Regions from separate parts of the Homo sapiens genome. Here region 1 is linked to region 2. Evidence: chromatin contacts called from ENCODE Hi-C or POLR2A ChIA-PET data. All regions are on one chromosome and are shown on one strand. Each heading gives the region's core, a stretch centred on a gene start or an enhancer-like site at or near the end of the contact. The rest is flanking DNA. Distances are from core to core; before and after follow the strand shown. Region 1 holds the start of GSEC (G-quadruplex forming sequence containing lncRNA). Region 2 holds the start of MSANTD2-AS1 (MSANTD2 antisense RNA 1).

What was found. Hi-C counts contacts between places; a loop is a spot of excess contacts on that map. ChIA-PET counts read pairs that join two places held with the same protein, here RNA polymerase II (POLR2A). Pooled maps may share reads with other maps.
Region 1: a loop to region 2 is called in a pooled map, with 3 times the contacts of the local background. The contact joins the promoter of GSEC here to the promoter of MSANTD2-AS1 in region 2. A Hi-C loop is called at or near these places in 1 of 50 pooled maps. POLR2A ChIA-PET finds 5 or more read pairs at or near these places in 2 of 52 experiments (A673 and activated CD4-positive, alpha-beta T cell).

The regions. Positions count from the first base shown.
Region 1 is chr11:126,351,715-126,357,328 of GRCh38, forward strand. It overlaps GSEC (G-quadruplex forming sequence containing lncRNA), which reads right to left and starts at 3,873. Exons shown (of 2, transcript NR_033839.1): 1 at 3,728-3,873. ST3GAL4 (ST3 beta-galactoside alpha-2,3-sialyltransferase 4) reads left to right here and starts at 3,972. Exons shown (of 11, transcript NM_001254757.2): 1 at 3,972-4,128. RefSeq lists enhancers at 2,864-3,607, 3,608-4,349, 4,350-5,093, 4,781-4,930 and a silencer at 3,811-4,190.
Region 2 is chr11:124,797,173-124,803,506 of GRCh38, forward strand. It overlaps MSANTD2-AS1 (MSANTD2 antisense RNA 1), which reads left to right and starts at 3,256. Exons shown (of 5, transcript NR_103862.1): 1 at 3,256-4,084; 2 at 4,812-4,985. MSANTD2 (Myb/SANT DNA binding domain containing 2) reads right to left here and starts at 3,234. Exons shown (of 4, transcript NM_001308027.2): 1 at 2,699-3,234. The coding sequence starts at 3,208. RefSeq lists silencers at 1,877-1,926, 2,157-2,236, 2,637-2,876, 2,917-3,586 and an enhancer at 2,813-3,420.

The sequences.
Region 1 (5,614 bases), core at 2,623-5,122, 1.6 Mb after region 2:
CAGTCTCACTCTGTTGCCAGGCTGGAGTGCAGTGGCTCAATCTCGGCTCACTGCAACCTCCGCCTCCCGGGTTCAAGTGATTCTCCTGCCTCAGCCTCCTGAGTAGCTGGGATTACAGGCACCCACTACCACGCCCAGTTAATTTTTGTGTTTTTAGTAGAGATGGGGTTTCACCATGTTGGCCAGGCTGGTCTCGAAATTCCGACTTCTGGTGATCCACCCACCTCGGCCTCCCAAAGTGCTGAGATTACGGGCATGAGCCAACACTCCTGGCCAACCAAGAGGTTTCAAGGAAAAAAGCCGTAAACTTTTGGTGGTTAACTGACTGTGGTCCTAAACAGAGGCAGGGGCTGTGTGCAATGACTTCTCAGGATCTCTTTCAGCCTACAGGTTCCTGGAATGCATTTCAGCTAACACTACAAGAGTGATGTCCCTTGCTACTGAGAACCCTGGGAACAGCTCAGCTCCATGGTCCAGCCATATAAATCTGATAAAAATAGGAGCTGAAATACCATCCTGGAGTTGCTATTTTTAAAATCATCTGAGATGCTGGATGGGGTATATTTCTTCCTCAAACACATCTTGCTGTTTCCTCCTCTTGGTGGGCAGGATGCTAACGTGGCACATGATACAGGAGCTGTTCCACGCTGCTGCTCACACCCACTCCTGCCAGAGAGGGGCCGCAGGGCCAGGGCTTCCCAGATCTAGATGCACCTGCTCCTCCCTCTGCTCCTGAGGCCCCTCTGGTTGCCCCAGCACAGAGGTGTCCTGCCACTTCCACCAAGCAGAAACACAGGAGAGTTTGGGAGGCAAAGGAAATGGGAATGGAGGCAGCACTGATGGCTTGGAAGGGGACTAAGACCTGTTGTTCCTCTGGTTGCCTTGGTCCCACTTTGGCACAGTTAACATCCAAAAGAAACAGTCCCCATGGGCCAAAGCCCTGCTTATCCCATCCTACTGCCTCTTGCTGAGCCGCTCATCATGTGTTGTAGTTGCACCAAAGGGGGGCCTGGGGCCAAAAAAGCACATGGAGAGGAGAGAGGAGAGAAGAGGAGAAGGAAAGATGGAAAGACAAGAAAAGAGAGAGAGAGAGGAAGGAAGGAAAGAAGGAAGGAAGAAAAAAAAAGAAAGAAAAAGAAAGAAGAGGAGAAGGAAAGATGGAAAGACAAGAAAAGAGAGAGAAAGGAAGGAAGGAAAGAAGGAAGAAAGGAAAGAAAAGAGAAGAGGAGAAGGAAAGATGGAAAGACAAGAAAAGAGAGAGAGAAAGGAACGAAGGAAAGAAGGAAGGAAGAAAGGAAAGAAAGAAAAAGAGAAGAGAAGGAAAGATGGAAAGACAAGAAGAGAGAGAGAGAAAGCAAGGAAGGAAAGAAGGAAGAAAAAGAAAGAAAAAGAGAAGAGGAGAAGGAAAGATGGAAAGACAAGAAAAGAGAGAGAAAGGAAGGAAGGAAAGAAGGAAGGAAGAAAGGAAAGAAAAAGAAAGAAGAGGAGAAAGAAAGATGGAAAGACAAGAAAAAGAGAGAGAAAGGAAGGAAGGAAAGAAGGAAGGAAGAAAGGAAAGAAAGAAAAAGAAAGAAGAGGAGAAGGAAAGATGGAAAGACAAGAAGAGAGAGAAAGGAAGGAAGGAAAGAAGGAAGGAAGAAAAGAAAGAAAGAAAAAGAGAGAAGAGAAGAGGAGAAAGGCACCAGAATTGCTTCCCTCCTGCCCCAAAGATGACATGGCTTCTAGGCAGTGAGCTAAGCTTGTGGCCATGCTGTTAAGAAACTGGAGGGAAAAGATCATCATGAGTAAGCACATTGTGGCCTAACCTGAGGGGAGCAGAATTACGGTTAGCTTCTGGGCACCTAGTAACCAGGCTTGGGATAAGCTGGGGGAGAGGCCTGAATACAGCTTATAGGTTAGAAAAGGCACGCCACCTGCATAGTAACAGCACACACTTATATATAGCAGGTTATGCTTTCAGACCAAATTCGCATCCATTGCCTGATTTAATGCCAACAATAGCCCTTTGAATAAGCAGTTATTTCCTTTCCCCTCCCCCCACCCCAGTAAGAAAACTAAAGCTATTTAGTGGCAGAGACAAGAGTTGGAACTCAGGTCTCCAGGAACAAATGCTGGTTCTTAAGTTCCATTTTCTGGTAGAGTGACATTTACGTGATTCACGGCAAGAACTGCAAACTGTGCTTAGATCTAGTTCATCAAATGGCCAAGTTTAGAGGCTGGGCTGACGCTTGGATCAGTTCTGTCAGATTCACTTAGTTATGAAGGGCAGCTGCTTACTCCCTTTGGGCCAGTCTTCCCATCTGTAGAACAAGGAGGCTCTTCCCTCTTCCTCGACTTGCCCGAGGCAGGGACTTAGTCATTGTGTTCTTTATACCCAGCTTAATTCCAGGCCTGGAGATGGCATGCAATAAATAGTTGTTGAATGGCTCACGCCTGTAATCCCAACACTTTGGGAGGCCGAGGCGGGCGGATCATAAGGTCAAGAGATCGAGACCATCCTGGCCAGCATGGTGAAACCTCGTCTCTACTAAAAATACAAAAATTAGCTGGGCATGGTGGCACGCGCCTGTAGTCCCAGCTACTCGGGAGGCTGAGGCAGGAGAATCACTTGAACCCGGGAGGCAGAGGTTGCAGTGAGCCAAGATCACGCCAGTGCACTCCAGCCTGGCGACAGAGCGAGACTCTGTCTCAAAATAATAAATAAATAAATAAATAAATAAATAAATAAATAGTTGTTGAATGCATGTCTGACTGATTAAGCCAAAGGCACCATATTCAAACAAAATCAGACACTGGTGCAATGCCAAACAGCTTCTGCCCGTGCAAGGAATGATTTAGCATGGAGCACAGTCACCTGCAGAGGAACAACTTGGAGGCAGACTCTCCTTACTCAGCTCACTTGGAGCAGAGCTTCCTGAGTTGGGGGTTCTTGACAGATAAGCCCTCCAGCTTCAGCAGAAGCAGGCTTGGAGCTGCCACTTCTCTGAACCCCCTTGCACTTACTGTCAGTCACTCACACCTTGCACTTATTCACATCCTATCCTGCCTCGTTCTTGAATGGAGTCCATGGTGAGCCTTCTCTGTGCCGCTGGATGGTAAGCTTCCTGGGGACAGGGAATGGGTCTGATAGTTTCCTTGGAGCCCCTGGCGCTCCCGGCACTGGGCTGTTGATACGTGGGGCTCCGGAAACACTGTGCTGACCTGTGAAAGGGACTGGCCTAAGGGGCTGTGGATTGTCCTGTAGGGTGACTTCTGAACTGTTCTTCAGCCTGGGCAGTTCCCAGGTTTATTTGGGGGGATGCCTGGGTCCAAAGAACCAGGGTCAGGGGCCCAGGGGTTTCTTCCTGGAGACAGGATGCCTGGCGCCTTCAATAACGGAAAGGAAACTGAGAAACTTTCTGAGGCCAAGATAAAGAGTATGCAAGTGAGGGGTGCAGAGAGAGCAGTTTAGGGGCAGCAGGCCCCAACCGAAGCAGAGGAAGGGCCCACGTCTGGGCCCAGGGGACTGACTGGCTGCCTTGCGTGCATGGGGCACGGGAAGCATAGGCTCCCGGAACAGGACCCTGCCCCAGTTTCCCCAGTGAGGGAAGGACACCGTTCCCCGTGGGATAGAGCACTGCACCCTTTCTTGATTCTCATTGTTCCCGGGAGCGAGCGCCTTGGCTGCGCTGGGCATACCCACCCTGGCGCCATTCACAGGCAGTGCCTGCCCTGGCCCTGTGCTCACCCCATCAGGCCTCCTCTTCCGCCTCTCTGGCACCCACGGCGCCCCTGCTTGCCTCTGTCCGGGTCTCGGAGGCGCGAACACCATCCCAAGCCTGCGACCGCGCGGCATCACCCCCGCCCTTCCCCCTCCTCCACCCCGCCCTTTCTACCCCTCCCGGGAGCTCCTGGGAGTCGGGCCGCCGTGTGCGCAAGCGTGTCCAGCCCCTTCCCCGCCCCCAACCCGGGCCCGGGTCCCCGCCTCCCCTGCAGGCGGACTCGCCCGCTCCCAGGCCGGACCCGCGCCCGGGACAGGGACCCGGCCGAGTCGAGCCGTCGCGCCAGCGCTGCGCCGCCGGTCGGTGCGCCTAGCGGATCGGAGCTGCGCGCGGAACCGTGCTGCCCCGCCCCGCTCCACCCGTGAGGGTGAGTACGCGGCGGCGGTGCGCGGGGGCCCGCGGGGCGGGGCGGGGCGGGGAGCCGCGGGGTCCTCGGCCGCCTGACCCCAGCCGGCGCCGCGCCTCCCGGAGGGGGTCGGGCCCTGCACGTGGGCGCAGCGCGGGTCGGGGTGGGGCTGCCACAGCCCTGCGGAGCTGCTTTCCGGGGTCCCTTTCCCTGGACCAGATTTTCGCGGGAAGCCGGATCCTCTCCGTTCCCTTGGAGTGAGCAAGCGGGACAGTTCTGCGGAAAGTTTCCGCCCCCAATCCCCCAGCCCTGCGCCCGGACTGAAGCGGCGGCCCCCACCTCCAGCATCCTCGAGCGATGGTTTCTCCCACAACTACCCCGGTCAGGTCCAGCACTTGGGAGCTGACTGTGCTGGAGGTGACAGGCTTTGCGGGGTCCGCCTGTGTGCAGGAGTCGCAAGGTCGCTGAGCAGGACCCAAAGGTGGAGTTGTCAGTGGGAGGCCGGCTGTGCCCAGGGTCCTAGGGCCACGTTATGGGGGTCGTCAGGCCTAGGCCACTGTGCCTCAGGGCTGCATGGGTGGTGAGCAGTGGGAGGGATGCGATGGGGGGAGTGGGCTCAGCTGTCTGCTGTGGGTGTTTCCTCGGGGACCTGGCTGGCAGGGACCTCCCGGCCAGCCCAGAACTGCCAACATGTCTGCCAGCACTGCCCCTCCATTCCCAGTCCTGGGGGGAGGCTCTGTCTGGGCAGCTTGAGGCCTGACCTACTGTGGCTGCTTCCTCTGCTCCCCAGCCTGGGTCCTGAGGGCCTGGCTTAAGGGAACTGCTGCCAGAAGGCTGGGAGTGTAGGCAGTGTTCGGGTGCCCAGCTGTGCCCTGTCTGACCTCATGGCCACCCACAAGCTGGCACCCCCCACAGGCCTCTTGGGGAAGCCTGTACTTTCCACCGCCGGAGGCGGGTACCGCGTGGAAGCCAGGCTCAGGCGGACTCATTCTTTTTGAACTTTGGGAACAGGCCTGGTACAGGCTGAGTTCTCACAAGAGACACACACCCGTGTCACTGTCTCCTGAGCTGTGCCGGACCCGTCCTACAGACTCCACCTCCTCTAGGTCCTGGCCCTGGCATCTGCCAGGGGGATTTTAAATGAGTTGATATATGCTAAGTGCTTTGAAAGGCGCCTGCACGGAGGGAGAGCTGTATAAATATTCACTATTGGTAATATTTCTCCCATGCTGTTACTCTCCAAAGCTGCCCGATAATTCTAGAGTGGGTTCCGGGGACGTGCCCGCTGTTTGGGGCCTAGAAATGAACTCGGGAGGTTGTTTTGCTTGCTGAGAGCTGGTCTGGGAATGCCCCTTGACCGTTCCCTGCCCTGCTCCTGGCCCACTCCCAGACTGCTCCTGTGCCTGGCCCCATTGCGCTGGGTGGGTGATCCTAAGCTGCCCCATGGGCCCTGGGCTCTGTCAAGACATGGGGAGCTTGCCAGGAGTTGGGGCCAGATCCCCCAGAC
Region 2 (6,334 bases), core at 2,006-4,505:
TAGACTTTATTTGGTGAATTAATTAAATAAGGCCGGATGTGGTGGCTCTCGCCTATAATCCCAGCACTTTGGGAGGCCAAGGCAGGCGGATCGCTTGATTCTAGGAGTTTGAGACCAGTCTAGGCAACACAGTGAGACCCTGCTTCTAAAAAAACAAAAATACAAAATTTAAAAATTAGCTGGGCGTGGTAGTAAATGCCTGTAGTCCTAGCTACTCAGGAAGCTGAGGTGGGAGCATCACTTAGGTCCAGGAGTTCAAGGCTGCAGTGAGCTATGATCACGTTACTGCACTCCAGCTTAGGCAACAGAGCAAAACCCTGCCTCCATTAAAAATAAACATAAAACAAATTAAAAAAAATGTAGTGTCTACTATATGCTAGTACAGCAGTGAGTAAGAGAGACCAGAACCTGTCCTTAGAGAGCTTATCATTCTGGCAGGAACACTCAACATTACTAATGAAAAAGTCTGGGTTCTTTGATTGAAATCACATAAAGAGTAGAGCACTTTAAAACACAAAACAGTTATCTGCCCTCCTTGTTAACAGCTACTATGGATCAGAGAACCCATACTCATCAGCACATTCCCAAAATACCCTAAGAGCTTGAGGTCAACTTGGTTTTACCTGTCTGGACACAGGTAAACCAATCCTCTTCTAAAAATTATTCAAATAAATCTCCTTTTCTTGCTTTAAGTTATCCTTCTCATAACTGGACAATGAAACAACCCAATTAGATACTCCCTGGTTGAGAAACAATTTTATGGAGAGATTTATATTCAGTGAGGTTTTGACAACACACTTTTTCTGCGTGATTGGGAAGTTTCTACAGACAGAAATCAATCAAGCTGAAACAGTTTAAAATGCCTAAAATGCACTTCTAAACTCAAGAAGAGGTCATGGATAGACGCTAGCCAAGACAGTACAAAAAGTCTCCCAAAAATTTAACCTTGGCTGGGCACGGTGGCTCACGCCTGTAATCCTAGTGCTTTGGGAGACTGAGGCAGGACAGCTTGAGACCAGGGAGCTAAAACCAGCCTGAGCAACGTAGAAGACCCTGTCTCTTAAAAAAAAAAAAAAAAAAAAAAAAAATTTAATGAGCCAGGTGTGGTGGGGCATGCCTGCAGTCCTAGCTACTGGGGAGGATTGTTTGAGCCCAGGAGTTCTTCAGGTTGGGCAAGAGAGGGAGATCCTCTCTCTAAATATAAATAAATAAAAATTAAAATTTAACCTTAATGACGTTGAATAGAACAAATGAGATTCAGAGAAGAGTAGCTTTGTCCTATTAGCTACTACTTTAATGTCTTTGTTAAAAAAAGAGAAAGCTTAAGAAGTCCCAAAGATAAATGTTATCAAATACACTAATTTAAATTTGTAATGGAGTAATTAATGGGTGGCAAATTCCTTGAACAATAGTAGGTTTTAAATATCTTAGTTTGTGGACCCAGTTTTCTAAGCAACAACATCCCCAAAGAAATACTACTGGAGCCAAGACCTGGAGAACTTTGGTGCAATTTCCCTCCTTTAGCTTACTCTAACTCATGATTGCGCCTATTAGACTTTATTATTGCTCTTTAGTGTGATCATTCTTATTTTATAATTGTTCTTGGTGGTTTTTATCCCCCCTCAAGAAGTTCCCAGAAAAAGTGCCAGCTGTATCAGAAAAGAAGTGCACAGATAATAGGATAAGTAGTTCAGTAAAAACTGGGAGAATCCTATCACAATCTTTTTAGCAGCCACTACGATGAGGAAATGAGCTTAACTAAAATACAACTCCTTATCTGCCAATAATACAAATATGAAAGCCTAGAGTCAGTTCTAGTAGCAAAATCTTAACCTGGCTAAGATTTCTAGCCCAAATTAAGCCTCTGCATTTAAACATGCAGGTACACAAGGACGGCCAGATGCACACTGAGAGTTCTACTTGTCACCACATCCGGCACAGAAACTGAAGCAGGGAAAAACTGGCTTTCCTGAAGGAGCTTCCTAAGAAACCGCAGGGCCTCAAGCCAATCTAACTCTGGAGGCATCGACAATCCAAATTCCAGACCAACTCTTGGCCAAGCTAACTTTTATGGTGTACACTAACTCCGCGGTAACAATACACAATCTGGCTACAATCAAGCCTTTCCAATTCTCCAAAGCATCTCTAGTCTTACTCGTCCTTCGTAGCTCAAGATAGAAGCAAAGCGACTGACACAAAGGCCAGTCGTCCCAAGGCGCTTTTTCTATGGCTCCGCTACGGCCACTTATTAACTATTCCTAAACTAGGGGCTCAATGCCCCCCCCTTCTGCCCTTCCTCAATCCTGCCCCGGCCGGTAAGCCTCTGCCTGGGAGCCCCTCCGCCTGGAACAAAGCGAGGGGCCCCGGCGGTGGGGGCAAGAGGCGCCAGCGGCACGGGGACTGCCGCACGGCGCACAATGAGAAACTACCAACTTCAGAGCGCAGGAACATCTCAATTGGCAAGAAAGAGGGGCGGCGGCAGGCACGCCCAACTTCAAACTCAGGAAACCTACGGGCTGGCGGCCATCTGGGAAAAAGCCCCCTTCCCAGGGAGAGAAGAAAAAGGCGGAGGAGATGCGAATCGCCCACCGGGCCCCGGAGGAGAGCCCTGCCCTCAGACCGGCCCCCGCCCCCGAGGCCCGCTTCCCCGCCTTCTCTCTGCCTCTGGTTCGCTGCCCCAGGCCGGGCGGCCGGTTACCTTGATGCGCTCCCGGCACTGGGACGGGGTCCGCTCGTAGCCCAGCTCGGCCAGGGCCCGGGACACGCGCTCGTACATGGCTGGCCCGGGGGCCTTGCTGCCGAACACCGTGCCGGCTCCCTCCAGCTGCTGGTACCGCGCCTCCACCAGCCGCTCGTTGCCCCACACTGCGATGAGCGCGTTCGTCTCGGCTGGCGTCCACGACATGCCCCGGCAGGCGGCGGCGGCGGCTGCCGCAGCCCCGCCACCGCCGCCACCAGGGGAGAAGGAGACCGAGGACGAGGCGGCGCTGCGGCCCCCCAGCCCCAGCCCGAGACCCCCGGACGCCGCTGCCCCCGAGCCCGCCGCACTGCCCGGCCCGAGCGGGGAGGCACCCCGAGGCGTGGAAGGGTCGGACAGCGATGGATTTCCGTCGCTCAGGCCACCAGGAGAAGCCGGGGAAAGCACCTCCATCTTCGGAATTTTTAGCGGCGAGTTGGCGGGCAGCTCCGAGCCACAGGGCGCAGCCATCTTCCAAGCGGCCGCCGCTGCACCGCCCGGAAGTGACGCGCCCGCGCATCCGGCCACCGCGGTCTCCGGGGCTGCCCTCGGGCCTGGCTCGCCCGCGGGCGGATGGCTCCGGGTCTCTGCTGCTGAGGATGTGGCTGCCGGGCGGAGGTCGTCCACTCCCCTGGGCCTTTCTCCGCGAGCCCTCCCACGCCGCCCGCTCCTCTCCCGGGGCGAAGGGCGGGGACGAGGCGCGCCGAAGCCCCGAGCTGAAGAGAAGGGTGGGGGCATGAGGGCGCTGGAGTGAGGAACAGATTGGAGCCTTCCCACTTCCTCTCCAATCTCAGCCCCCGGGAGGAGGGGTGAGGCCCTCGAGGGGGCCCGGAGTTAAGGAGGAATAGACCGTTTCTCTCTCTCCTGTCTCCCCCGCCTCTGCCCGTCTTCCCTCTAAGCCGGCCTCTAGGTGCAGAGGCTGACGTCCAGGATGGGGACCGGGGAAGCCTCTGGAGGGTATATCCGGGAAGGCACCAAGGCTGAAGTGAGAGCGGTTCTGGGGAAGGCTTTAAAAAGCAGATATGGACCAGGGTAGAGTTCGTACGCTGTAGCTTTTCAAGAACACCGATCTCATTAATTAAAGAACAGCAACTATTTAATTCCAGTTATAAACTATTGTTTTCCAGTTAGTCTGGGTAGGTGTGGCCGTTTGTAGAATAGTTAGATTACATTAGTCTATTGCGTTGGTACAGTTGTCTATAGCTTGAGCATATAAAAACTCCTGAGCCCAGCAGAAAAGTTACTTTCCAATACCAGTCTCCATCCTCCGTGCTTTGGAAGTTGCATCGTTTTCCGGTTTTTCGTACTCAAAGAACACTGTCAATTATGACAGCTCTGTGACCTCTGGTAATGAATTAGTGTATTAGTCACTCCTGAAACGTTCCTTAAAGTGCTGGAACTTAACAGTAGCACAGCACATCCAGTACACAGCTGTACCGTATTTCCATATTTTTCAAAGCTGAAAATCTTAATTGGATATCTTGGATCATTAACTTAAAACCTCAGCGGATTTTTCTTTCAAAGCAGACATAACTGAGGATGCTGACCAATGAATGCAAATAAACTATGCAATATTTTTTAAAATAACAAATGTATGTTAGTTTTTTTTAAGCTGAGGTCAACTATGTTTTGGGGGGTATGTGCTTTTTTAAATTATTGTTTTATTTCAATCGATTTTTGGGGGTAACAGGTGGCGTTTGGTTACATGAATAAGGTTTTTAGTGGTGATTTCTGAGATTTTGGTGCGTCCGAGCAATGTACACTGTATCCAATGTGTAGTCTTTTGTCCCTCATTAGCCTTCCCCTTACCCCTGAGCTCCCGAGTCCCCAAAGTCCAATGTATCATTCTTATTGAAGACAGCTAAATTTTTAACTCTGAGACTCACTGGAGAGAATGACTGGTTGTCTTTGGGTGTTACTGAAAAGCCAAAGGATTAAGCAATAGGGATAAAGTAGAGGAGGAGATAATTGTTCTCGTATGTCATATGAAAATGCTAACCATAGTTTGTAAGCTAACAGAAGAAGCCTGAGGAAGTTCCCGAATTTATGATATCCTCTTCCCTTTTTTCCAAAGAAAGATGCAGTCTAGCACCTCAGTTAAGAATATGGACTCTAAAGTCAGACTGCCAGGCTTCAAATTCCAGTTCTGCGACCTCAGCAAAGTTACTTAACCAAGCTCTCAGTGCCTTGTTTTCTTCATCTGTAAAATGAGGATGACGTCACAGCATTGTTGAGAGAATTAATACAGGTAAAGTCCTTAGAACGGTGCCTGGTTCACAGTAAACATTGTGTGAGGACTGTAAAAGAATCTGAAACATCTATCAAAACAAAATTAACTCTCATTCAGCCCAGTGATAAATGTTTTAATGTCATAAGGTATTTGGTGTGTATGAAAGGGAGAGTTGTGCCTAAATCATATACTAAATCAGAGATTCCAAAGAGGGGTGTGTGTGTGTGTGTGTGTGTGTGTGTGTGTGTGTGGGAGACAGGGTCTCACTCTGTCACTGAGGCTGGAGTGCAGTGGTGTGATCTCAGCTCACTGCAACCTCTGGTCCCAGGCTCAAGCGATCCTCCCACCTCAGCCTTCCAAGTAGCTGGGACCACAGGTATGTGCCACCACTCCCGGCTAATTTATGTATTTTTTGTAGAGATGGGGTTTCACCATGTTGCCTAGGCTGGTCTCAAACTCCTGGGCTCAAGTGATCCTCCACCTTTGCCTCCCAAAGTGCTGGGATTACAGGCATGAGCCACTGCACCCAGCCCTCCAAAGAGTTTTTAAATTACCACTTTAACCTTCTGTCATTGTCCCACAAGTCTGAAAAACAACAACAACAAAAACCCCTCCTCCTATTATCATGGGATCCTCGGGATGTGGCTTTGCCAGCCAGAAATCTCTGTGGCTGGTGGTGCCTTTGCCCAAGTTTTGCTTGGGCCCACTAGGTTCCTTCTGCCCACTCAGCCTGGCAGGCTGCACTCAGCTCATGCTACCAGCCCAGATCCCACACCTGCCAAGGGTAAGCCAGGCACAGAGCAGCAAGGGGTGCATGAGCGAGCAAGTGTGGGGTCTGGCCACTGCCCACAGCCAGGCACATCAGCTATGGCAGGTTGGGCAGCTCCAGGAGCCAGCATGGGCACTGGCTCCCTGTGAGGTTGCGGCTGGACCAGGCATACCACGAGCAGCTTCTGCTGATGGTACCAGGGAATGTGGTGGCTCCCAGAAGCTTGGCGACACCAGGAACTGCAGAGTCCCAAAGAGGGTGTAAGAGCCCTGGTTCGGGGAGCTCCTAGGTCTGGACTCCCCAAAGGGCCACAGGCAGGAGAATCGCTTGAATCTGGGAGGCAGAGGCTGCGGTGATCCGAGATGGCACCATTGTACTCCAGCCTGGGCAACAAGAGCGAAACTCCGTCTCCAAACAAACAAACAAAACAAAAACAAGTGTCCCTATATGCATGGGTGTGTTTCTGGGCTCTTCTATTACATTCATCTGTTTGTCTATCCATTTTTCTATTTGTGTTGCTTGTAATAATATCACACTGCTTTAATTACTGTGAGTTTATAGTAAGTCTTATGTCGAATACAGCAAGTGCCTCCTCACC